Linked DNA regions of Homo sapiens: region 1 is linked to region 2. A link is a loop called in an ENCODE intact Hi-C map of the cell type or tissue named here. Cell type or tissue: heart left ventricle. All regions are shown on one strand. Each heading gives the region's core, and the rest is flanking DNA. Links, peaks and the distances in the headings are about the cores only.

Evidence for each region. Hi-C counts contacts between places; a loop is a spot of excess contacts. Peaks named below come from ENCODE experiments on the same cell type or tissue, not always from the same donor. Only the 100,000 strongest peaks of a DNase experiment are listed, where the experiment ranks them.
Region 1: it touches region 2 in a loop (2.9-fold over the local background); 91 of 110 quality-filtered maps call a loop at or near these places.

The regions. Positions count from the first base shown.
Region 1 is chr3:50,163,640-50,175,281 of GRCh38, reverse strand. It overlaps SEMA3F (semaphorin 3F), which reads right to left. Exons shown (of 19, transcript NM_004186.5): 3 at 1,329-1,489; 4 at 1,168-1,230; 5 at 932-1,051; 6 at 94-186. Among named protein-coding and RNA genes, the nearest start is that of SEMA3F-AS1, 13 kb to the right of the region's middle. RefSeq lists enhancers at 3,945-4,918, 7,552-7,846, 7,778-8,392 and silencers at 5,334-5,544, 7,552-7,846. In heart left ventricle, for the core only: no CTCF peak of the experiment used is centred there; DNase peaks (open chromatin) are centred at 4,391, 7,881 and 9,021; H3K4me3 peaks cover 458 bases; H3K27ac peaks cover 5,623 bases.
Region 2 is chr3:50,116,481-50,128,122 of GRCh38, reverse strand. It overlaps RBM5 (RNA binding motif protein 5), which reads right to left. Exons shown (of 25, transcript NM_005778.4): 23 at 10,952-11,049; 24 at 10,744-10,873; 25 at 9,102-9,792. The coding sequence ends at 9,667. SEMA3F-AS1 (SEMA3F antisense RNA 1) reads left to right here. Exons shown (of 4, transcript NR_135301.1): 3 at 5,535-5,598; 4 at 9,875-11,642. Among named protein-coding and RNA genes, the nearest start is that of RBM5-AS1, 21 kb to the right of the region's middle. RefSeq lists enhancers at 1,570-2,559, 4,583-5,083, 6,069-6,946, 6,947-7,825. In heart left ventricle, for the core only: a CTCF peak has its summit at 6,400 (motif pointing left); DNase peaks (open chromatin) are centred at 1,682, 4,822 and 6,382.

The DNA.
Region 1 (11,642 bases), core at 1,265-9,264, 48 kb before region 2:
GGCCCTGGGGAGGCTGGCCTCAGGTGCAGGCCCAGGGTGAGTTCCGCTCAGAGGCAGTGCTGCCTGGCAAAGGCCTGGAGGGATGAGGCCCACCTGGCGTGGGGCTGTGGGCATCGGGCGGAGGGCACCATCCGTGGCTCTGCTGCCGCGGCCTCTGACCGCCTGAGTCTGGGTCCATGGTGTGGCCTGAGAAGACGAGGAACAGGGGTTAGAGCTGGGGGTGGCAGGGGCTGGGGGAGCGGGCTCGGGCTGCCAGCCTCTAACACCACACAGGCCAGGAACACACGTGAACACGTGGGCCCCCCAGAGCACGTCTATGCGTGTGTACATACATACACACAGGCTTGGCACACACCTGCACACACAGGTGCCCCTCAGATCCAGTCATTCTCACACATGCCCTACAAGTTCACGCCAGCTCACACACATGCCCACATGGAAATGGAAAAGGGTGGAAGCAGGCAGGAAGGGGCAGAGCTGGGGAAGGGGCAGCTCCCCACAACCCTGGCCCTGGGGGTGGAAGGCAGCTCTCCCCCAGGCCACATGGTAGAAGCTGACCCAGGGGTCCAGCCTCCTATTGCAAGGCCCCCACCAGGCCCTCTGGCTCGGCCGTCGGGGCACGGTCCACAGGCATAGCCAAGAGAGCTGTTGCCACATATGGAGCAAGTGCTTACTATGTGCCAGGCACAGTGCTAGGAGCTTTGGGAGCTTTAGCTCACTGCCTCCTCCTCACACCGACCTGTGAGAAAGGCAGCGGTTAGCCCCATTTTCAAGTGAAGAAACTGAGGCTCAGCGAGGTGAAAGAAGTCACTCACCCAAGGTCAAAAGGCTCGGAAGTGGCAGGGCTGGGGCTGAAGCCCCTCCTCCCATCAGGACCCTGGGATGCAGCCACCAGCGGGGGCAGCACAGGGCCAGGGTGGCTGGGGCTTACCTGGGCGCGGCGTCCGCGGTTCACATAGGTGCACATGGGGTTGTAGGCACCTGTCCCGCACACATACAGGTGTGTTCGGTTCCAGGGCTGGATGAGCCTGACGAAGTTCCCACACTCGCCCTGGGGCCACAGGGAAGGCTGCATAGGTGCCCTGGCCAGGCCTGCCCCCTCACTGGGGGCAGTACCTTCCCACCTGTGGATTCCCCCTTCCCACCTGTGGATCCCACCAAACTCACGTTGACATCCTTGCCTGAGAGCACGCATTCCTCGATGCGCTGTGGGGAGGCTGCCCAGTGTATCTGCAGAGAGGGGGGTCAGAAGGTGCAGCCTTCTGGACATGCCCTGAGCCCTGGGGCTCCGTGCCCACCCCACGTCCCACATCAGGGCCAGCCCTTACAATGAGGGGCTCGCGGTTGATGTCGTGCAGGTCCAGGGACAGCACGTAGTCCTTGCTGCCCACGTACATGCGGTCGTGGTCCTCGTCCTTGAGCAAGATTCGGTAGTCGGTTGTGTTGAGCAGGAAGTTGAAGAAGTGGGCGGTGCCTGTGGCCTTCAGCTCTGTGGGTGGAGGGCAGGGCACCAATTAGGACCTTCAGGAAACCATCCAGCCATACCCCCTCTGATAAAGGGGAGACTGAGGCCCTGAGGTTCCCCTCAGGACCCCCACCACAGAGTGGTCTTTTTTCTTTCTTTCTTTTTTTCTTTTTACGAGATCAAGTCTCACTCTGTTGCCCAGGCTGCAGTACAGTAGCGAGATTGCGGCTCACTGCAACCTCCATCTGCTGGGTTCAAGCGATTCTCCTGTCTCAGCCTCCTGACTAGCTGGGATTACAGGCGTCAGCCACCACACCCAGCTTATTTTTTGTTTGTTTGTTTTTTGAGATGGAGTCTCACTCTGTCACCCAGGCTGGAGTGCAATGGCGCGATCTTGGCTCACTGCAACCTTCGCCTCCCGGGTTCAAGCGATTCTGCTGCCCCAGCCTCCTGAGTAGTTGGGATCACAGGCGCCCGCCACCACGCCTAGCTAATTTTTGTATTTTTAGTAGAGATGGGGTTTCTCCATGTTGGTCAGGCTGGTCTCGAACTCCTGACCTCGTGATCCACCTGTCTCAGCCTCCCAAAGTGCTGGGATTACAGGCATGAGCCACTGTGCCCAGCCCACACAGTGGTCTTAAACCTCCAGCTCCCCTTCCTGGATCCTTCTCAGCTCCCTCTCCAGTCCCTGACAGACTGAGAGGACAAAGTGGCACAGGTAGGCAGGCCAGGGAAGGCGCCACACCCAAAGCTAAACCCCTGATTCATAGACAGCCCTAGCTAGTCTCTGGGTCCCAATGAAAGGGCGGTAGGTGCGGGCCAGGGTACGCAACAGCATCAAAGAGTTTTTGCTCAGGTGGGGGTTAATGCTCCCACGCTCAGGGTGGGGCCAGCTTCACACAGGGGCTTAAAAGGGTTAATGAGCAGATAGGGGTGTGACCGGGTATATCTGGGACAGCCGGCAGACTCTGGCATGGAGCCTGGATGCCCTGTTCTTACCCTGGCTGCCCACCAGGCAGAGGGCACAGCTGGTGCACAGCAAGGTCCTCACTTGGTCTGAAGCAGGTTAGCCAGGAGACCAGAAAGCCCTGCTGGACACACTGCCCTACGGACCCCAGCTTCCCCCAGACCCTATAAGGCTGCTAATGGTGGAACTCTCAGGCCACCTTGAATGAGCCAGGACAGTCATTTCTGGGAAAGAGGCTCTCTCCCTGGAGCTACAACCCTGGGGCTAAAGGCAGGGTTCAACTGGGTCCTCTAGTTTCCCTTTTGCATGAGTCCAGCAGCCTTGGCCCCTCCAACTCCAGGATGCTGGGGAAAAGTCCTTCCTAAGGATGAAGGACAGGAGGGGGCTCAGACAATGACAGACAAAGGACTCCTAGAAGCTTGGGAACCTGCCTCCAAGGGGAGGGAGAGCCGAGGGGTCCCCTTGGCAAGCCCCCTCTCCACCCACCCCCAGCTATCTTTAGCTCAGCAAAAGAGGGAACACTGTAATGAGGATGATGAATATTCACACACACAGGGGGCTTAAGATAGCAGCACACAGAAGAGTGCATGCATGTATACACGTGGCACAGGCATGCACATGGCGCACACATGTCCTACCACACATGAGGCACTCACCAAGGGGGTCACACATGTCTCATCTCCCCTCCCCAGCTGGTAACCCATTTCACAGGTGGGGCAGTCAAGGGAGAGGCCTGGGCCAGGCCCCAAGGCACCTGGAGGGGGAGAACAGCTGGGATCCGAGGCCCTAGACACAGCCTGAAGGTGGGGCAGAGGTGGGCTGGGGTCAGGGGGTTCCACCAGCTGACCCAGAGCCCATGTCTGGTCCCAGGACCTCACTCTGAGAAACTAGTGGGTAAGGAAAGGTCTTGCCCTGCCTGGCCCTGACTATGCGGTGACAAGGGAATGCAGGTGATGACCTTGGCCAACCGCTGGGACGCAGGGACGCCGAGGGATCAAAGGGCCGATCCTGCCTGGCGATGGCCTCACCCGCCTGTCCAGCGGCGCCTCTGAAGTCCTGGGCAGGGCGGCCCAGGCACCTGTCCCGCACCTGTTGTTGGGCCACTCGGAGTCCCCCGCCTGGCCGCTCACCCGCCTGGCTGCTCACCCACAGTGACAACAGGAAAGTAAACATTCCCCCACCCCCAGGGCTGGGAAGTGGCCAGAGAGGAAGTGGGGCTGCCAGTGGAGCCCCCCCAGGCTGGGACAGCCCGCCAGGGGTTATTTATACCCTGGCTGGGGGCATGGCTCGGTCATGCCCTTACCCATCCCCTGGGCTAGGGGGCACTTTGGGGGCAATGGCAGGGGGAGGGGCTAGAGGCTTAAGTGGGCGCCTTCAGACACGGGCACTCCGGGTAAGGGGAAGCTTCAGCCATTAAGCCCCCAGGAACCCAATCAGCCATAATCCCCAAGCTCCAACCCTGCGCAGCCTTGGGCCTCTATAATATCAACCCTGCACCAAGACTCCCAGAGCCCGAGGCCCAAGTCCGAGTCCCCTACCCTCTTGCAAAGCCCCAGCACTCCCAAACTCCAGCTCCCTCTGTGAGAAAGGCCGTAGAGAACACTCAGAGGATGAGGAAACTGAGTCCCAGCTTAGGGGCAGAGGATTGGCCTCGACCCTCTCTGCCTGCTGCCCCCAGTCTGCCCCTGGGTGGAGGTGGGGGTGGAGGGAGCCCCTTGCTCAGTTATCGAACACCCGCTGTGCACAAAGCCCTGTGCTCACAATACCAAGGGCACAGGGCACAGGGAAGGGATGTGACATGCCAGAGTGCATGGGGGTGGGATTCCCACCTAGGTCCATGGCTGAAGGAGGGGGAGGCCCAGGGGAAGCCAGTCCTGGTGGTAGAGACTGCCTGCCAGGAGGGCCAGGGCCGGAAGGTGACTCGCTCCCCGTGGACAGGGCACATGACTCAGGACCTGCGGGACCCCTCCCAGTGGCCACGGGATATGGCGTCAATGGCTCTGGTGTCACAGGACGTGACGCTTTGGTCACTGTGGAAACAGTGTGGGGGGAGGGGGAGCCCCAGGAGGTCGCGCATGGTGGGGAAGGGGTGGGACCCAGGATCAGGGATCCTTGGCTATGGCTTGAGTTTCTGGGTGAGCTTCATGACCTGAGTTGGGGGCACTCTCGCTCTCTGAGCCTCATTCTCTAGTCTAGACCATCTCTCAGGCCCTCCTGGTACTGATATTCAAAGTGACCCTGAGGATCAGTGACCCCGTTCTGATCTCAGAGAGAGGCTCACGGCCTGGCATTCCTCAGGTCTTCCCCCAACCCATCCTTCATGGGTGTCTCTGCCTTTCAGGGAAAGGAGAGTGGAATGAGGTCCCAAGTCCTTCCCCAAGGAAGCAGGCTTCCACGTGTCGCTATCTCTTGTAGGGCATCCATCCCCATTCCCACCCCAGCTACTCCATTTCCTAGTGCTAGATTGGGGAGCAGAGAGGGCTATAAGGCAGGAAGAGGCAACCTGTGGACTCAGCTCCAGCCTTCCCAACTCCAGTGTGTCCTTACCCCATCCCCAACCCACAGGAATAGAGCTAAATCCCAAACCATTCATCCAAACCCAGCCTACCAGAGGGGAACCAAGGTGGAGAGGGGTGGGAACTTCCCCGGGTCCCAGAGCAAAGAAGGTGTAAGGTTCCAGCCTTCTCAACCCACAGCTGGACTTCTGACCCCACTCATGCCAGACTGTAGGTGAAAAGGGAAACAAGGAGCCCTGTGACAGCCCTGCACCCCCAGCTGCAGACAGGAAGACTGAGGCCCAAAGGAGAGTGGTACTCAACCCAGGTCACAGGGTGTCCTGTCCCCTGCTCCCCACTCCACCATGAGGCAAAGGAACTGGGAGCCTTCACTCCTCCAAGCAGCCTGAGTCAGAGCAGGGGGTGGGCAAGTAGCCCTGGGTATCCTCCTCCAAAACCTGCCATCAGCAGGTGCCAGATCCTACCAGGCCCCAGCTCCCTTAAGGGACAGGGACTTGGGACAGAAGGAACAAAGGAACCTGGGACCTGAGGTGGCATCAGTGGGGGCCAGGGCTGATGCAGACCCAGCCTGGTCATGTCCTAAGGCCAATCCCCACATCTGCTCCACTTGTCCCACGCCCGGCTCTGGCAGCAGGAGCGCCATGCCTCCTCGAATGCCATGGCAATGTTGAGGGAGGGGCTGGGCACAATCAAGGGTTCTGTGGGGATCAGGACTCCAGCCCAGATAAGCTTTGACCTTAGGGGGAGGAAGGGTGGTGTGCCTGGGTGCTGTCTCCTGGGAAGGGCTCCCCACCCCCATACTCTCACCCAGGCTGGGCACAGGTTGGGAGGGGTGACATCCGGGAAGGATTTTCCCATCATCGGGAAGGAAGAGCCTTTTCTGGCATCAGACACCTCATTTCCGCAGCCATTCCTGGCCTCCAGGACTCTCTCATGGCCATCAAGCACTTGGGGTCCCAGCCCAAAGCGGCCTGGCACAGGTCCAGAGGCAGGACCTTCTCAAGGCACACGGGGCTGGGTCCTGGGGGCCCCCGGTCCCTCATATCTGGGAAGCAGCTGGTGATACCTTACTTTAAAGGTGCGGGCAGGTGAGGACAGGCACTGAGGAGGCGTGTCCACAGCCCTCACCCGAAGACCCCAAGTGGGCAGCCCCTACCCCTTGCTGCTGGTCTCCAGGACATCAGGTCTGCGTGCAGTGAGGTGTGGGCTGCCGCAAAAAGAGGAGTCTTGGAGCAGAGGTGGGCAGCCCGCCCCCTTGGTTATAGCCCCACAAAGCAGCAGGCCCTGACTGACAGCGTCACCTCCCCCAGCAGTGATGGGGACTGGGGATGATAGACAGATCCCTGCAGCCTAGCTCAGACCTCTGACCTCTAGTGAGCCAGTGCAGCCCTAATCCCTGAGCTGAAGAGAGATGGGACTGGGGGACAAGGGGAGGCACCAGCCTGGGTCTTTGTCAGTGTTTCACCCACCGGAAAGACAGACCTCCTGACCTTCTGAGGAGGGAAACTGAGGTAGCCAAGGCTATAGTAGCAGTGGCGGCAAGAGGCATGGCAGGGCCCAGGTGGTCCCTACCGGATACCCCCACAGGATCCAGGAAGGGGTGGCCCCGGCCCTTTTATCACTCCCCCAAAGCTGTGAGGAGCCCCAGAGGAAGGCCTGGGGACTGGGCTGGCCCCCTGGCTCTCAGCCTAATCCTCTTTTAATGAGCGGCCAGCCGGAAGGCCTCAGCCCATGGCCACAGACCTACAACCCCGGGAACCCCAGCCAAGCTAAGCGGGGGGGCAGGGAGGCCCAGATGCCTTTGTACGTACCTTCCTCCTGCTTGGCACACCCACTTACACCCCAACGCCACCCTGATCAGGCCAACCCAGGGCCCAGTATGTGCAGAGACACACCTGAGTGACGCCTGCCTTGGGCTCCCACAGACCCACTCTTGGGCACTTACCATTTGTTCAAGCCCAGGTCCCACATGGGGCTGGGCAGGGGAGACTATCACTGCTGATCTGGGGTAGCTCCTCCAGTTCCCCCTTTTCCCCCTATGCTCTGGATGGGAACCCTAGAAGCCAGACCCCAGCTGCACCCTCCCTGGGGAGAGGTTCCAGGTTCCTCTGACCCTAAGCCCCTGGAGATCTGCCCCCGCATAGCATCTCTAGCCAGGCCTTCCAGATTGGAGACCCAGAGGGCCTCCCTAGGAGCCATCCACACCAACCCCCGCTTCCCCCCAGGTAGGTGAGCCAGGTTGGTGCCAACAAAACCAATTACAGCCACTCTCACCCAATTAGCAACTAATTATGGTCTAGTAGTCCATTCAACATAATTAACATGTAAATGACTCCGCGTGTTTTTATTCAATAACCGCTCTGATTGAATTTAATTTAAATGTCTGAACTGGGGACCCAGTTACCGTATTTCACCACCTAGAGCTGCCACTCTAGGAAATGTGGTGGGAAATGTTGGCTCCTCCAGAGCAGAGGAACCGAAGGCCAGAGGCCAAGGGGACAGGCACCACTGGCTCTGGTAAGGTGGAGATGGTTATGGTCTCTGTATCCCTGACACATCTATCCCAGGGGTGCAGGGAATTGGTGAGGTCAGAAGAGCCCCAGTGGGACCCTCAAGATGGGAAATCCCCTGCAACGAGGGGCCCCTTTGCAAGGGCTACTGTAAACATCCCAGCTGTTCAGTAAACACCGTACAGGGGTAAAGAGCCCAGCTGGGCCAAAACGCCACTGTACACTTCCCTCCCATTTCAGTGACTAAAGGCTGGGGGCAGGGGGCAGGGGGCTGGGGCCAGCAGGTCCAGGCATGCTGTTCCCACGCCCGTTCCGCCCCAGTGCTCACCTACTCCGCCCAGGACAGGATAGGCTGAGGGCACAGCTCAGCCTCAAACCAGGAAAAGCCAGAAGTGACGGAGCAGCAGGATCACTCCCTGACTCGCCAGCCGGGAACCAGGGGATCCATGCCTCATCCCCGAAGGACACCCAATGACTTCGGACCTTCTGTCCCAGCAGATGGGGTCTCTCCGGCCTCGGCACCTCCACTGACCCCTGCCTTCCCCATGGTCCATGCACCTGACCATCCTAGGCCTGGGCTGGTAGTTCCAGAGGCCTAGACGTCCCACTTGGAACTTAACAGTGTGCATGGTTGCCTGTGAGAACACATTTGGGCATTCACCAGCTGGGCAAGTCAGGGCTCCGGCTCAGCTTTGGAAGGACACTGTGGTCAAGAGACCTGGTCCTGAGCAGGGGGTGGGAGAAGATGACCAGACAAGCAGATCACACAGGAATGTGCCCCAAGAAGTATGAAGGGGATGGAAAGAGGGGATTGTTCTGAAGGGGAGGGCTGCACTGATTCATTTCTCAGGTGGGGAGAGTGAAAAGGCCATTCAGTGAGTGCCTCCAGTTTCAGAGGCCCCCGGGGGACCCACCTCCTCCTCCCACATTCCAGACCTGGCCCGGAAACCCCTCACTCCTTCCTCCACCACCTCCTCCTCCCCATGACTGCAAAAGACAACAAACTCTCCATGGCTCATTTACTCTGATAAATCACCCAGACAGACAGGCCAAGATGGGACCAACAGGCTGGTGGGTGTCAAAACCCTCCCCCTCCCCTGGGCCCAGCCCCCATCTCTGCGGCCTTCCTCGGATTCCTGCGGTCCCTGCAGCCCCTTCACAACACCCACCCAGAGATTCCCGGGATGTTCCAGACAGTCTTAGCCCCTCCCCAACATTCTGATGGAGAAACCGAGGCACAGGGCAGACAGGTGCATGCTTGGGGTCAGCCTTGGAGGATGCAGTGAGGCTGGGTTAGGACCTCAGCAGGACTCAGCAGGTAGCCAGTCAAGGGCAGGCAGTGAGCACTCCGCACAGGCCCCAGGCCCAGCCAGGAAGGCGCTGATAAAAATGGCAATACAGGCAGCCCTGGGAGAGGCCCCCTGGAGTGCTAGCCACTCAGCCTTGGAGCTGTAGGAGCCCAAAGGGCTCCCAAATTCTAGCCGCTCTGCCAATTGTAGTGTATGACCCTTAGAAGGCAACCGTGCTGGCTGAACAGCAGACACACGAGGCAGTGGACTCTGGCCGGGGGAAATGAGGGCATCAGCACCGAGCCCCAAGTGGGAAGGAACAAGGCTCTTGGCTGGGTACAGAGACGTCCGAGGAAAGAGCATGTCCGGGTAGGAAGCCAAGAGGGGTGGCAAAGGGAGGGGTGGAGGCAAGGGGGAGTAGGGGGAGGAAGGAAGGAAGAAGAGTGGGGGAAGGGGGATCCGGAGCTGAGGCTTCCTGATCCCTGGAGGGGCCGGTTGCTTTGGGTCTGTCTTTGCCCTGCAGAGATGCACCAGATAGCCAGTGCTCCCCTCGGCCCAGTGAGAGTGCCAGAAGTCAGCCCAGCCCGTCAGCCCGATGAGCCCCACTCCCTCCCCAACAGGCTAGCCCCCCAATCCTAGGCCAGCAGCCACTGCCCAGACCCCATTCGTTGCTGGGTCAGGACCAGTGGTCAGGGACTGGAGCCCAGGAGGCCTCCACCCTCTCCCTGGGGCTGCCCAGCAGGCTGGGTGGGGGGCTGTAGGCCTGCCAAGCTCTGGCACCCACGTGAGCTAGGCTTTGGATTCAGACCATAGCCTTCTGGCATCCAGGCCTCTGGCAAAGGCCCTCTTGCTATTTCTAAGAAAAATGCAGCAGGAATCCTCTCTGCTTCTCCAAAGCTCCCAGGGCTTCTTGAGGCGGGGCTCAGATTCCCAGGATAGCACCAGGCCAAGCCAGGCAAACATGCTTTCTGCCCAGCCCTGCAGATGCCTGAGTGAGCAGCCCAGGTCTGGTCACCCCTAGGACACACGGCAGGAGCTGGAGCAGCATTCACAGAAGGAGTTATTGCAGCCAACTGTGCGTCCCAACCAGGCCTTGGAGCCAGTCTCTAGGGAGCTACTTCCAAGGCATCACTCCCGCCAAATGCATCCGTATCACTGGAATTTTTCCATAATACATATTTAGTACCTCTGCCATGAGGAAAAAGAGCTTAAAAACCAGAAACAGAAAGTAGAACTCTACATCCTTGTCCCAAAAGCAAGACTGCATCTAGCATCTGTCCTCTTCCCCAGGTGCTGCACCACATGCACCCTCCCTGTGCTCCAGCTCTTCCCTCCCCTACAACCTCCCCTCCCCTGCTCAAGATGCAGCCTCCTCCATGAAGCCTGCCCAGATACCCATGGTAGGAATTTTCCTCCTCCTGACCCTACTCCACCCACCCCACAGGACTCAGGGTCCTTCCTGGAGTCCTTTCCAAATACCATCTCCCTTACCAAAAGTTAGAATTCTGGAGGAAGGGGTGAGGCAGTCTGGGACTCCTTGGGGCATGCCCCTGGACCTGCCCTCACCTGCACACCAGCCTCAGGATCGCTCCTGGTGACTGAGATTTCTTCCACAGTGACCATACTCACACAGTTAATCCTCCTGACAACACAACGAGGCCAGTATTGTTCTTACTCCCATTTTCCAGAAAAGGCAGTGGGAACACAGAATGATGTTCACCAAGCAAGATCCACCCATGGCCAGGATGCAAGCAAGACAGTCTGAGCCCTCATGATGCTGCTTCCACAGGGCCACTGCCATTCCCACCTTACACAGGAGAAACCAGGGCTCAGAGAGGCTAAGCCACTTGGCTGAACTCACACAGCTAACACTGGTAGAACTGGGTTTTGCCTTTGGGACCAGCTAGCTCAGCCACCACCATCACCACTTCTGCATTACACCAAATTTAAGCACCCCACTCTCCTGAGTGAGGAGATGGAGGTCTCCCAGGAGTCAAGGACCAGGTACCCATGGCCCTAAAGCCACCTTCTGAGCTATTACCACCTCTGGAGGAGTCAAGGGGCCGGAGGTGCATACACACAGGTGCAGACAGCCAAGAGCCCACTCTGAGGCTCACTGTCTCCCAAGCTGCAGGGTGAAAGATGCCTTTATGGGCTGGTGAGATTTTTATCTTGGCGGTTTCTCTTTAAATTCTTTACGATTACGAAGCAGTGGGGGCTGCCAAGGAACATGATTTACTCCTTGAGCATGCACCAGCTCCTCACTTAGTGCCAAGGGAAGCTGGAGCCAGGGAAGGAGGGGCGGGCATCATGCCAGGGAACCAGAGACAAGGCCTGTGCTGCGGAGGCCCAGACAGTGGAGGTCCCATCTGAAGCTCCACTTGACCTGGAAGGCCACAGCTGAAAGCCCCAGCCCCTGGCCTGGCTGACCCAGGCTGGGCGTCAGGCAGGTTCTCCAGCAAGCACAAGGACCCTGTCTCCATTCTCTCCAAAGACCAATTCCTAGCCAGTTGGGGGATGTGCAGCTTCCAGGACCTCCCAACTCCAAAGCGGCCACTTCCAAGTCTCTCAGGAGTAAGGCAGCTCCCATTTCCAGAAAACTGAAACTCCAGATCTGGCCTCAAGGGATCTGGGCTCAAGTTCATGCTTTGGGTCTTCCTTCCTCCCTCATCCTGGCGTATCCTGGAACACCTACCCTCCCTGGCTTGTGAGCTCCAACCCCCACTGTAGCTGCCAGAGCCACCTGACCCTTGCCCAGCTCCCTGGTGCCACACTGGCCTCAAAGCTCCTGGGCCTCCTCCCCCTCCTCCCCCACCAAAGCCCCATGCCTTGCTCTGGCTGGCCAAGGAGCCCCTGGGGGGCAAGAGCATGTCCTCTAGCTCTCCAGCCCCACCC
Region 2 (11,642 bases), core at 1,648-9,647:
ACCCATGCCCCTAATACAAGACCTAACTCTGCCCTGGGTGTCTTATTTACCACATTCCCATACAATTTTCACTCGTGCCCTGAGTATATCGTATTTCTTTCTTTTTTTTTTTCCCAAGATGGAGTTTTGCTCTTTTTGCCAGGCTGGAGTGCAATGGCGCAATCTAGGCTCACTGCAACCTCTGCCTCCTGGGTTCAAGTGATTCTCCTGCCTCAGCCTCCTGAGTAGCTGAAATTACAAACATGTGCCACCATGCCCAGCTAATTTTTTGTATTTTTAGTAGAGATGGGATTTCACCATATTGGCCAGGCTGGTCTCGAACTCCTGACCTCAGGTGATCCACCCGCCTCAGCGTCCCAAAGTGCTGAGATTACAGGCATGAGCCACTGTGCCCAGCCTAGTGTATCATATTTCATCATGTTCTAGATGCCATGTATACATCCACGACCCAAGGACAATATTATGTCTTGAGAGCACCAATGTTTACCCACATTCCACTGGCCGAGAGCCTGGGAGACATACATGTATCCTTCCCCCGATGCCTGTTTACCCCACACTGGCTGCTTTCTTCCTCTGGTCTCTCTTTTTCCCCACGTGACAGAGCTGGCTGTGTGTGTGTGTATTAAGAGGTGACCCTGCCCTGGCTTGGGAGCGAACCTCATGAAGGTCCAGGATGTGGCCAGCACTGGGGTACAGAGCCTACTAATGCTCAGGCCCGCTGAGGACAGTGTCACCCTCCCTGCAGCAGCACTCGGCCTCCTGCTCATGGAGTGCCCAGACCCTCCTGTTGTTGGTTCTGGCACCTAGAGGGGGAGATATTTAGGGGATAAATGGAGGGGAAGGTGGGCCGGCCCATGGGAACCTGTCCTAGGTTGGGGACAGGAGAGCCCTGGGGCCTATAGCAAGGAGGCTGGAGTACCTCAGTACCTCAGAGGGGTACCAAGGTGGCCCTCCTGCCAGCCTGGCTCCAGACCCAATGGTCAGGGTAGTCTTGGTTTGGGAGCTTCCTGAAGTCACCAAGACCTGGAGAAAGTCAGAAGCCAGGGTGGCAGCAAGTACAGAAGGCCAGCTGGCCTTGTCCCAACAGACCCAGCCGTGCAGTGCAGACAGGCAGCATCGAAACAGGCTGGGCAAGGGGTAGGGGGGAGCCGCCTTGGCCAGGGTGGCACCTTGGAGGCAGCCCCTTCAGGATCCCCGGCTCCTGAGCCCTGTCCCATCCCGACCCCCTCCCAGGTAGAGCCCAGGAGACCTACACAGTCAGGCCTCCCCCTACCCCAGCCCTGAGACTCAGCCCGCCTCTGGAAGCTCAAGTCCTGCCTCAGTCTTCTGCTCCCAGGACAAAGGTTTGGGCTGGGCTCTGGCCTATCATGCTTATCTCATCATAAATATTTATCAGGCTCCAGGGGCCAGGCCTGCAGCTGGCTTGGTGATGGGGGTGGGGGTGGGGGCAGATGCTGCCGAAGGATCTCAAAGCCCATCCCTAATGAGGGGACTGTGAGGGGAGAGTGCCACCTGGGCCTTGGGCTCCTTGGGGAGGGAGGACAGATGGACAGCGGGACAGAATCAGAGGGAGCCTCAGGGACTTGGGCATAATCCAGCAAGCCAACCTCCCCATGCACTCCAGGAATGTGGGGGAGGAGTCCGAAGAGGCCAAGGCTGTGGGAGACAGGCGGGCTTCTCCCTGGACTGTCCTCCCATAGGACATCCTCGAGAGCCGTGCTCCCCACCCTCATCCTTCCCCCAGATGGTGCCCGCACTCTGTGCTCCCCCTACATCGCCCTCCCAGAGCTGCGCTCCTGCAGATGCGCTGTCTGTTCCTGCAGAGCTGTGTCCATGAGAAGCCATGCCCCATAGGGCCCTCTCCCCTCTTCCCACCATCCCTTCTGACCCCACACCTTCCTCCCCAGAACTGTGCTGCCCCCTACTCTGCATCCCTCAGAGTTGTGCTCCCCACACATCCAGGACTTCACCCTCTGTGAGCCCCTTTCCTTGCCGAATGGGACTCCTGATCACAGGTACTGGAAGCCCCTGGGGTGAGCAGAGCAGACTTCCCATGGGAAGTCTGCCAGCACCTGGGTTCTAGCTCTCCTGTGAGCTTCGCCACAGCACCCCCCTCATTGGCATGCTGGGGGACCCACAGGTGGAATCAAAGCTCTGCTCAGAGCTGAGCTGCACAACAGCAATCTGGTAGCCTTTGTTTCCCCAGTCCTGGGGGCGTAGTGGAACTAGGGGCAAAGAGGGTGCATTTTGGGGCCTAGGGCCTCCTCCTCACTGCCACAGGCAAGCGCAGCTGTAGATAAGGGGGGATGCCTGAGCTAATGAACACCCCCAGTAGATAATGAGGGGCTGTGGGGGAAGGGATGGCCTGAGGCACAGCCTGGGCGGGGAAGGCTGCCTCCCAAAGCCCAGAGCGCTCATTAGTGGAAGCCTGGGGGAGAGGCAGCTAAGTGGGTCAGCGCCCCTCCCCCAGCCACCTGACCGGTATGGGTGGAAGGATTGGCAGCCCATTGTCCCCCAGTGAAGTCAGTCGCATTCTGAGTCCCTTCTCCCTCCAACCTTCCTCCCCAAGCCCCTGCTTCCAACCCCCACAAACCCCTTGCCCCCTCAACCCCCTTCCCAAAGCCCCGTGTTCCTCAATCCTCTTCTTGAGCCCTCAGCTCCCAACCCCCCAAACCTCCTGCCCCTCCAGCCCTCCTCCTGGAGCTCCTGCCCCCTAAGCCCCCTGTTTCTCTAACCCCCCTCCCTGAGTCCCCTGCCCCTCACAGAGCCCCTGTCTCCTTCCACGGACCTCCCACTCTGAGCCCTTTTTCCTCCCTGAGACCCCCTTGGTGGCCCCCTCCCCCCCTCTGCACACCCCCCGCCCCAGGTGCCGGCCTCTGAGCCAGCCTCCCCAAGGCACCCTCCAGACTGAGCCACACCTGGGAGAAATTGAAATCTTAGACTCTTCCCTACCCCCGCCAATGAAGCAGACATCCCTGTCCTGGCCACGAGGCAGCAGAATGCGGCTGCGGCTCCGCTGGGCCAGGCTGGGGGCTGTGCCAGAACAAGCATCCAGATGTGGGGAGGACACAGCGGCAGGACGGGGGGTGGGCACGCAGCAGCTCGGTCCAGTCTCTTCCATCCCCATCCCCTGCAGCCAGCGGCCCTGGGCATCCACTCCGGGGTCTCAAACTCCCCCTTCTTGTCCCATAGTCATGAAGATGAGCATCCTGGCAGATCTGTTTCAGGAGTGCGGTGGGCAGGGGCTGGGGGAGGGGATCTCAGAGGCTGGGCCTTCTCTGTGTAGGGTGGTCCAGAGAGGCAGGGTCTGCCTGGGTCCCCCTTCAAAATCAGGGTAGAGCCAGATGAGGACAAGATGCATAGTCTGTCAACTCTCCCCTCCAGCCCTATGCCCCTGTCTTTGGCCAGCCTCCTCCTTGATCAAGGCCTTCCAGGACTCCCTGTTTCCTGTCAAGATCTCCTTCCCCTGAGGCTCTGAGGCACTTCCGGACCTGTCCAGCTGGTCCCAGGGCAGAGGGTAGAATATGGATGAGCCTGTGCCATCCTTGATGTTGTCAGGACACAGTTCTGGGAGGGGATGAGTGAATGTCCTGGTCCCCACCAATCCCCACCCCAGCCCCAGTCACCACAGCCTGACTAGTCTGGGTCTGGCTGCACAAGAGTTAATCTCAGGGTGTCCCCCCCCCCACCACGTGTGCACAAATTCCAGGAACACTTTCCATTAAGGACACTCTGAGCAGATTTCATTTCATTTACATTAATAAGAACCAGAAAAATCTGCAGGGTGGGGGTGGGGCCGGGGCCGGGGCCGGGGCCTGGGCCGGGGCCAGGGCGGGGTTGGGGGCGGCTCGGGCACGTGTGCTGCTCAGTTTGTCTGGTAGAGGCTAAGGGGCTGGGGCTCCCGGCCATAAGAGGAGAGGCCCAGCCAAGCCGGTGCCGCCGATGTGCTTGGGGGAAGGTAGATCCATCCAGTCTTCAGGGATTCACGGTGGAGGGAGGAGGCAGAGCCCAGCTGCTTCTGGACACTCCTAACCTGAGCAGGGTGGCAGGCCCAGGTCCTAGGGCCTTCCAGGCGGAGGGGATGGCAGAGCTAATAGGATGCCAGCACATGGAAATGACTGGATCGGGGACTGGGGCCCTGGGTTTGGATGAGATGGGTGTGGACCTCAGCTTCCCAGTCTGTCAGGGAAACAGGAGAGGCTGCTCCCTCTCCTTCCTGTCCTCACTGCAGGTATGGCTGCAGGTGTTAGAAGGGAAGGTAATGAACCTTGAGCCAGTCTTAGAGACCATGATGCCCCTTCCTCAGTCTTCCCTTCCCCTCTCCAGCTCTGCCAGTGAGCTGAGCCATGGCTGGCAGACTTGGACCTGTTCAGTGAGCTCAGAAGCCTGTTCTGGGTGGACACCCCCAAGATCCACCCACCTGAAAAGGGGAAAGCCTCAGAATGACATTGTGTGCACAAGGGTGTGCCTGCTGGGTGGCGGCTTGTGCTCTGCCACGCTGTGACCCTGGGGGCTCCCTCTCCCTTCACAGAAGGCTGCCAGACCAGGTTTCCTTCCTCAGGGGTAGCAAGAACATCTGATTCCTGCCCCCTCAGGAGCCAGGTTCACTTGCACACTTGCTCATTAATGTGTCTGGCTTGTGTGTGCTCTTCTATATGCCAGTGGCTGGGTGGGGTTATGCACAAGTGTGCATGCTTCACACACCAACCAGGGAGGGGGTCTGCAGGATCTGGATGTAATGCCACCTCAAATGTCAAGGGTGATGGGGAAGCATGCATGTTGCCTGCTGCAGCCGGATGCCTGAGGGCTGGCCTGCATTGCGTGTGGGTGCGTACACATGGCATGCTTATGAGTGCAGAGGATGGCTCCTCAGCCCAGGAGTTGGGGAGTAAGAGGAAGGAGAAGAAGCCCCAGCTCTGGTGCCTCTCAGGATTTGGGCTCAGCCCTGTCTTGCTCCAGGTCTTACAGATTGAGGCTAGGCGCCCTTAGGTGGTGGTAGGCTGTGCTGGGCCAGGGGGCCCTAGGCTGAACCCAACCCTGCAGGACAGGCTGGGCAGGGCTCCCACACCTGCACCTGACCCTGTTCCAGGCCCACACTAGGGGATGGTGGGGGGAGGCTTAATTACATCCATGAATCATTCTCAAATAGCTCCTGTCCAGCCAGACTCAGGATGGTGATGCCCGCCCAGAGCTGAGAGCCAGGGGCTCCTGGAGCCTCCGTTGCACATAAAAGCAGCAGAGGACGCGAGCAGGCACCCTAGCCCCTCCTCTCTTGGCCACCTGCCTCGGCCTCCCCCATTGGTGTGCAGAATTCACCCCAAGATCAGAGGCCTATCTCAGCACCCGTGGGTAGCGCAGAACCAACTCCTCTAGACCTGGCGGCCCCATCCCACGTTATCTTGCCCCCTCAGCCTCCTCCGTCCCCTTGTGGCTGCTGCAGACTCCTCCAGCTTCTCTTTCCAGCATCCTCTAGGCCTCACTTTGCCTCTGGTTGTCTTCACCTGCCTCTCCCTGTCTTTCTCCTCTTTCCTCAGGGCACTGGGAGGCATCCCAAGACCCAGCTCACTCCAGGGCTGGACCTCAACCTTGTACCTGCAGGTGAGACCCAATTCTACTGCACTGGAGTGGTGATGGGGCAGCAGTTGCCAGCAGCAGCCCAGTCCAGCAACAGCTTTGAATCTCAGTTTCCTCTTTAAATGGGATGGCAGTGCAGCTTGGACTAAGCAGGATGGGAGGGCCCTGCCCCTGGCTCATACCTTCTGCTGGAAAGTTCTGTCTGGCTGGGTGTGGCCCACCCTATAGGGTTCTGACCTTAACCCAAGTCCATGAGTCCACCTCCCTCCTGCCACCTTCTGGGAGACTGGGGTGAAGGACTACAGGCATCCCCTGCTTCCATCTGGGAGCCCTGGACAAGCTGGGCTCCAACTCCCCATGGGCTGTAGGGACAGAAGCTGAGAATCTGATGCTCTAGCAACAGTGCTTCTGTGAGTCAATAAGCACGTGGTAGGGAAAGGGAGTGAGAGGCAGAAATGCACTTTATCGACTGCAGAAATTATTTACCTGGGTCAGAAAGAATTGCTGAGAGGGAAGTGCCTACTGTGCACAGGGTCAGCCTGGCTCTTGCCCCATTGGGCGCTGTGGGGACGACTTCCCCATCTAGCCAGAGGGGGTCCCTGGGGGTCAGAGACCCTCAGGAACTTGCAAGGCAGGCAGACTTGGCACCTGCCTGACTCCAGAAAGTTTCAAGGCCGAAGTTCTAGCCAGGTCTCCTTGAGTCCCAGAGACGTGGAGAGAGCCCCTGGGAACCTCCAGTACCTCAGGACTTGGTGGGAAGTCCTCTCCTTACCACCACCTATACCAGCCTGGCTGGAAAGATGATGGAATGCTGCCACCTGGTGGCCACCAACAACACAGTACCCTCCTCCAGTATCGACTGTGGGCAATCTTCCCCCACACCCCACCTGTCCCTGAGGGCATTCATTCCTCCGGAATCGGGGTGGCTGGGATCTGGGCGCCCTTGAGACCCCCAGCCAGACTATGCATGCCTGGGGAGCTTAGCTCAGGCCGGGATGCTCATCTGGGCTTTGAAACTTGTTTGATGCACAGCCATGACAGCTGCTCCTGGACGGCCCTCAAAGCCTTGCACGTTGTAGCAGCTGTCCCAGCCAAGGGCAGTCTGGACTTGGGAATCCTTGGAGGCTCCTTCTAGTTCAGTAAGAGCACCGTTCAAATTCAAGATTTGGGTTCCCCTGATTGAGAGGATTGCACTACTCTCACAGCATCTCAACATCACACAGGACTAAGAGGAATGGTGGCCCTATGGGCAGCACACAGCACATTTAACCGGGCTTGGGATTGGAGTAAACCCTGATGGGCCAGTCAGGAGGATGCTTGGGATCCTAGTGCTTCCAAACCAGAAGGATCACCCAAATATGGTCTTGCAGGATACCTGGGCCCAAGATAACAGCCTGTCAAACCTCAAGGACTGGGGCCATCAATTTAGATGCAGGGTGAAGGCTGCAGTCACCTGGCTAGGTATGCTGGTAACAGGTGAGGCCAGAGGAGGGAGCCTCCATCTCTGAGGAGCTGGCTCAGACCCTCACATTCACAGGAACCCTCAGCTTCATGTTCATAGGAAAGGCCACGCTGGTGTTGACAACAGATGCCGTGGTCCACAGCACACATGGGAGAGCCTTGAGCAGCTTTGACAGGTAACTCTAAGCACCAGCAGTGTGGGACAGGTTGAGGTGCCCTTCCGGGTGCTGGGAAGTCAATCTGAGGCTGCTAGAGGGCTGGCTCCTATTAATGCCTGGCCATGGCTCCCCTAGGGAAGACGCTTCCACCCAACCTTTGCTGAGCTGGGTACATATAATTAAGAGCTTCCCAGATCCTATTCTGGGTATGCTCACCTGGAAGAGCTTTCCGGGCCGGATGTCAAAAGGGTCTAATTAGGGTACTCAGGACTGCTGCTCAGGTGCGAGGAACACCAGCATCACCCTTGATGCCGTGAGGGCTCTGGAGGTGAGGCCAGTTTCTTATCCAACTTCTGTAGACCAGATCTGTGACACACTCTCCACCCCAGCTCTGGGCGCTTGGGCCCTCATTTGTGAAGTTCCCAAGCCTTACTCTGCAGAAACCCAGGCTTGGGGCTTCTGCATTTGCGTCCACCTCTCCCTAGCCAGAGCTGTGATTAGGCTCAGCTTCTCCAAGGCACTACCCTACAGGCCAGGGTGAGGACCTCCTGAGCATTTTCTATTCCTTAACGCCCTGCCCGAAAAGAGGAAAACGTGACCACCCACAAAAGCAAGTCTAGCTTCAAAAGTAAACTGCAGAGAAAAGGCCACCTTAACTGCATGCCCAATCTGTGGAGCTTAAGCACTCAGTTTGGCCAGATTGGCAATGTGAGCAACCCATCACATCATCTGGTCCCAAGAACAGCCTGAGATCCAGGTATACTTCCTGACCTGGTCAGGCATGGTCTTCTGGGTCAAAATGATGTTCTCTGCCCTGTGGAAGAGTGCTGAGGACGAAATACCCATTCAAAACAGAAAACTCTCCAATGCCCCCAGGACCTCCTTAGCAGCTGAGAAGATGCAGTGAGTGGAGTGCTGCCAGGGGGAGATGACCTCCTCAGTTTCTCCATCGCAGCAGAGGGTGGACCAGGTATCACCTGTATCATGGCCAAAAGCAGGGAGGATCTGCCCTGCAGAGCAGTGACAACTCCACACTCCGGCATGTGTGGAATAAAGTCTGTGGAAACTAGAGAGGTGCAAGCACTCATGGTCACTTTGGTCTTAGCAGAAAAGCTACTAAGTTACCATGATTTCCATGAAGAGTTTTAAAACATGCTAAACTTTTTTTTTTTTTTTTTTTGAAACGGAGTTTTGCTCTGGTTGCCCAGGCTAGAGTGCAATGGCGCGACCTCCGGCTCACTGCAAACTCCGCCTCCTGGGTTCAAGCAATTCTCCTGCCTCAGCCTCCCGAGCAGCTGGGATTACAGGCCAACCACACCCAGCTAATTTTGTATTTTTAGTAGAGACGGGTTTCTCCATGTTGGTCAGGGTGGTCTTGAACTCCCAACGCCAGGTGATCCGCCTGCCTCGGCCTCCCAAAGTGCTGGGATTACAGGCGTGAGCCACCACGCCCGGCTAAAACATGTTAAACTCTTGAATTTAAAAATCCGAACATGTCAAGACCAGCCTGGGCAACAGAGTGAGGCCCCATCTCTGTAAAAAATTAAAAAATTAGCCTGCATGGTGGTATGTGCTTGTAGTCCCAGCTACTTGGAACACTAAAGTGGGAGAATCGCGTGAGCCCGGGAGGTCGAGGCTGCAGGCTCCCGAGTAGCTGGGATTACAGGTGCACACCACCACGTCTGGCTAATTTTTTTGTATTTTTGGTAGAGACAGGGTTTCACCATGTTGGCCAGACTGGTCTCAAACTCCTGACCTCAGGCAATCCACCTGCCTCGGCCTCCCAAAGTGTTGGGATTACAGGTGTGAGCCACCACGCCTGGCCAACCCTGCCTCAAAATCAATCAATCAATCAATCAGAACGTGGTGATGGGGGCAAGAAATAAACTGATTTCATCACCAGGCTTGACTGGCTCAGACATGCTTGACCCACCTACCCACCCAAGAATAAAGAGACACAGGACACCCATTTCTCAAGGTATTTCTTTTGTAAAGGAGCCAGATTTGGCAACTAGACTGAAAATCTTCCAAAATTCTGTACAAATGTGTAATATACAAATATACACAAGGCTTTTGCCAAGAAAAGACATCACAACAAATGACAGAGGTGGCTTTGGTGTCACATACCACCTACAGCATCTCAAACCCCTAGGAATGTGAGGGGCTGATGGACCACAACATAGGCTACACATGTAAACACGCTACATTACACTATGTACACTGGAGTATAAACAATCCACTGTCCTCTCCGGTCTGTTCACAAGCCCTCTGGCGGGAAGGAAGGCCATTCACCAGGCAACCCACATAAGGGGAACTTCTTTAAGGTGGGAGGGAGAACCCTGCAGAATGAAGTGGTTCACCCTAAGATCTATTAACAGCACAAGGCATGCCCTTAAAGAGACAGGCGGTAACAGCGAATTCGGGAGATGGACCACTTCTTGTGCTCCTTGTCATCTCTCTCTCTCTCTCTCTCTCACTCCATCTCAGTGAACCGGGCAAACATGGCTTTCCGGACAGCATCTTTGTAGGAATCGGCGCCCGACAAACCATATGCGCTGCCTTTGGCTCCTAGGCCAGCTCCCTTTAGCCGAACTTGAGCCTGGGAAAGCACAGAGACTGTCAGCTGGGAGGTAGGGTATGGGCTGCTCCACCTCTCACCATGCCCACTCCTTACCCAGCAGGACCACCCACCAGGAGACAGAAGAGAGAAAACTGTATATGAAGACAAGGATTTCTCCAGAAGAGACCAGGAGCAAGTATAAGGACTGGAGGAATAAAATGGGCTACGGAACACAGGCAGATGAAGCAAATCACCCACCCCTCAATGCCTGCTCAGCAAGCATCCACGCCTAGGAAAGGGCCCCAAAGTATTCCTCTGAAGGTCTGGGAAAGGTATGGTAATTACAGGCACACATTATACAGGATAGCTCAATGTCAGCAGAACTCACATAAACAGGATGAACATGGTCTACAAGAGTCTGACCTAAGCTGTGCTCCCAGGACAGAGCAGGGGCAATTACGGGTGGAGCTCCTGCCTAGAAGGCCAGTGGGTAGGGGCCTCCGATCCTGGGATATGATGCCTCAATGTGGGCTCTGATCAATTTAAAGATTTCTTATCATGGGTGAAAACCCTACTAAATTTTTTTTTTTTTTGAGACAGAGTCGCTGTTGCCCAGGCTGGAGTGCAGTGGCGTGATCTCGGCTCACTGCAACCTCCTCCTGCCAGGTTCTAGCAATTCTCCTGCCTCAGCTTCCTGACTAGCTGGGATTACAGGCACACGCTGCCACGTCCAGTTAATATTTTGTATTTTAGTAGAGACGGGGTTTCACCGTGTTGCCCAGGCTGGTCTCAAACTTCTGGGCTCAGGCAATCCACCCTCCTCGGCCTCCCAAAGTGCTGGGATTACAGGTGTGAGCTCATGCCTGTAATCTGCCCCTTCATGCTAAGGTAAAGCTGCTCCTGGCTCCCAGGCTCTATGAGTGCTCTGATCTCATCTCTGGAACCGGCCTGTAAGCCTGGCAAACATCAAGACCTGACCCCACTGCTTACCTCAATGGGAGCCGTAATGCCTTGACACTTTCGTCCCAAGCCAGAGCCTTCCCGCCAGCCCATGGCCTGCAGCATCTTGTTGCCAATGTTACTGTGGTCAATGCCATCTTTGGTGGGTTGCTCGTAATTCCTGCCAGTGGCAAACACACAGTTACTTAAAACAGCCAGGGCCCCAGCTTACGAACTGGAAAATGTGCACATCACATACACAGTGCCGGCATCAAACTGCTTCTTGCGCTTGGGCTCTGGAGGTTCTGGAATGCCGTACTTCTCCCGTCTTTCTGCAGCTCGGTCTCGGTATTTCATCTACATGGGAGAAAAAACACTGCTGGAAATGTTCACAGACTTCAACCTGTAACCGTCTAATGCACCTATTCAAAACTATCCCCTCAAGTATTTTTAAATCTGAAGAATGCTTTTTTTAGACTGCTCTGAAATACCAAATTCCCTTGTTCCCATCATCATACCTAGTCATATCTGAAATGTTAAATTTGTAAATATGAATTGTGTGGAACCAGGGGCAGAACTATGTCTCCAACAAGCAGTTTTATTTAATTAGCCACCCTCTGTCAAGCTACTCAACCAGCCCACTGGGCAGTGGGTACAGCTTGCGAAGAGGAAGGCAGAGTTGCCCGTTCTCCTCAGCATTTGGACAGGCATACCTCCAACATTTGGAAAGGCATACCTCCAACATCAAGGAGGCTTCCAGAGACCTGTTCAGCAGTCGCTGGGGAGGTGGAACCATAGATAGTAGGGCAGGAAGGGTGTGGGGAGAAGAAAAGCAAAAGCCTTAACTACAAACACTTCAGAAATATCTCAGGTGGGAGATTTCAAACCCACTTGCTCATTTCTAAACCACAGGCCTCTATTTGCATTTAAATCCCTGCCCACCTGGCCGC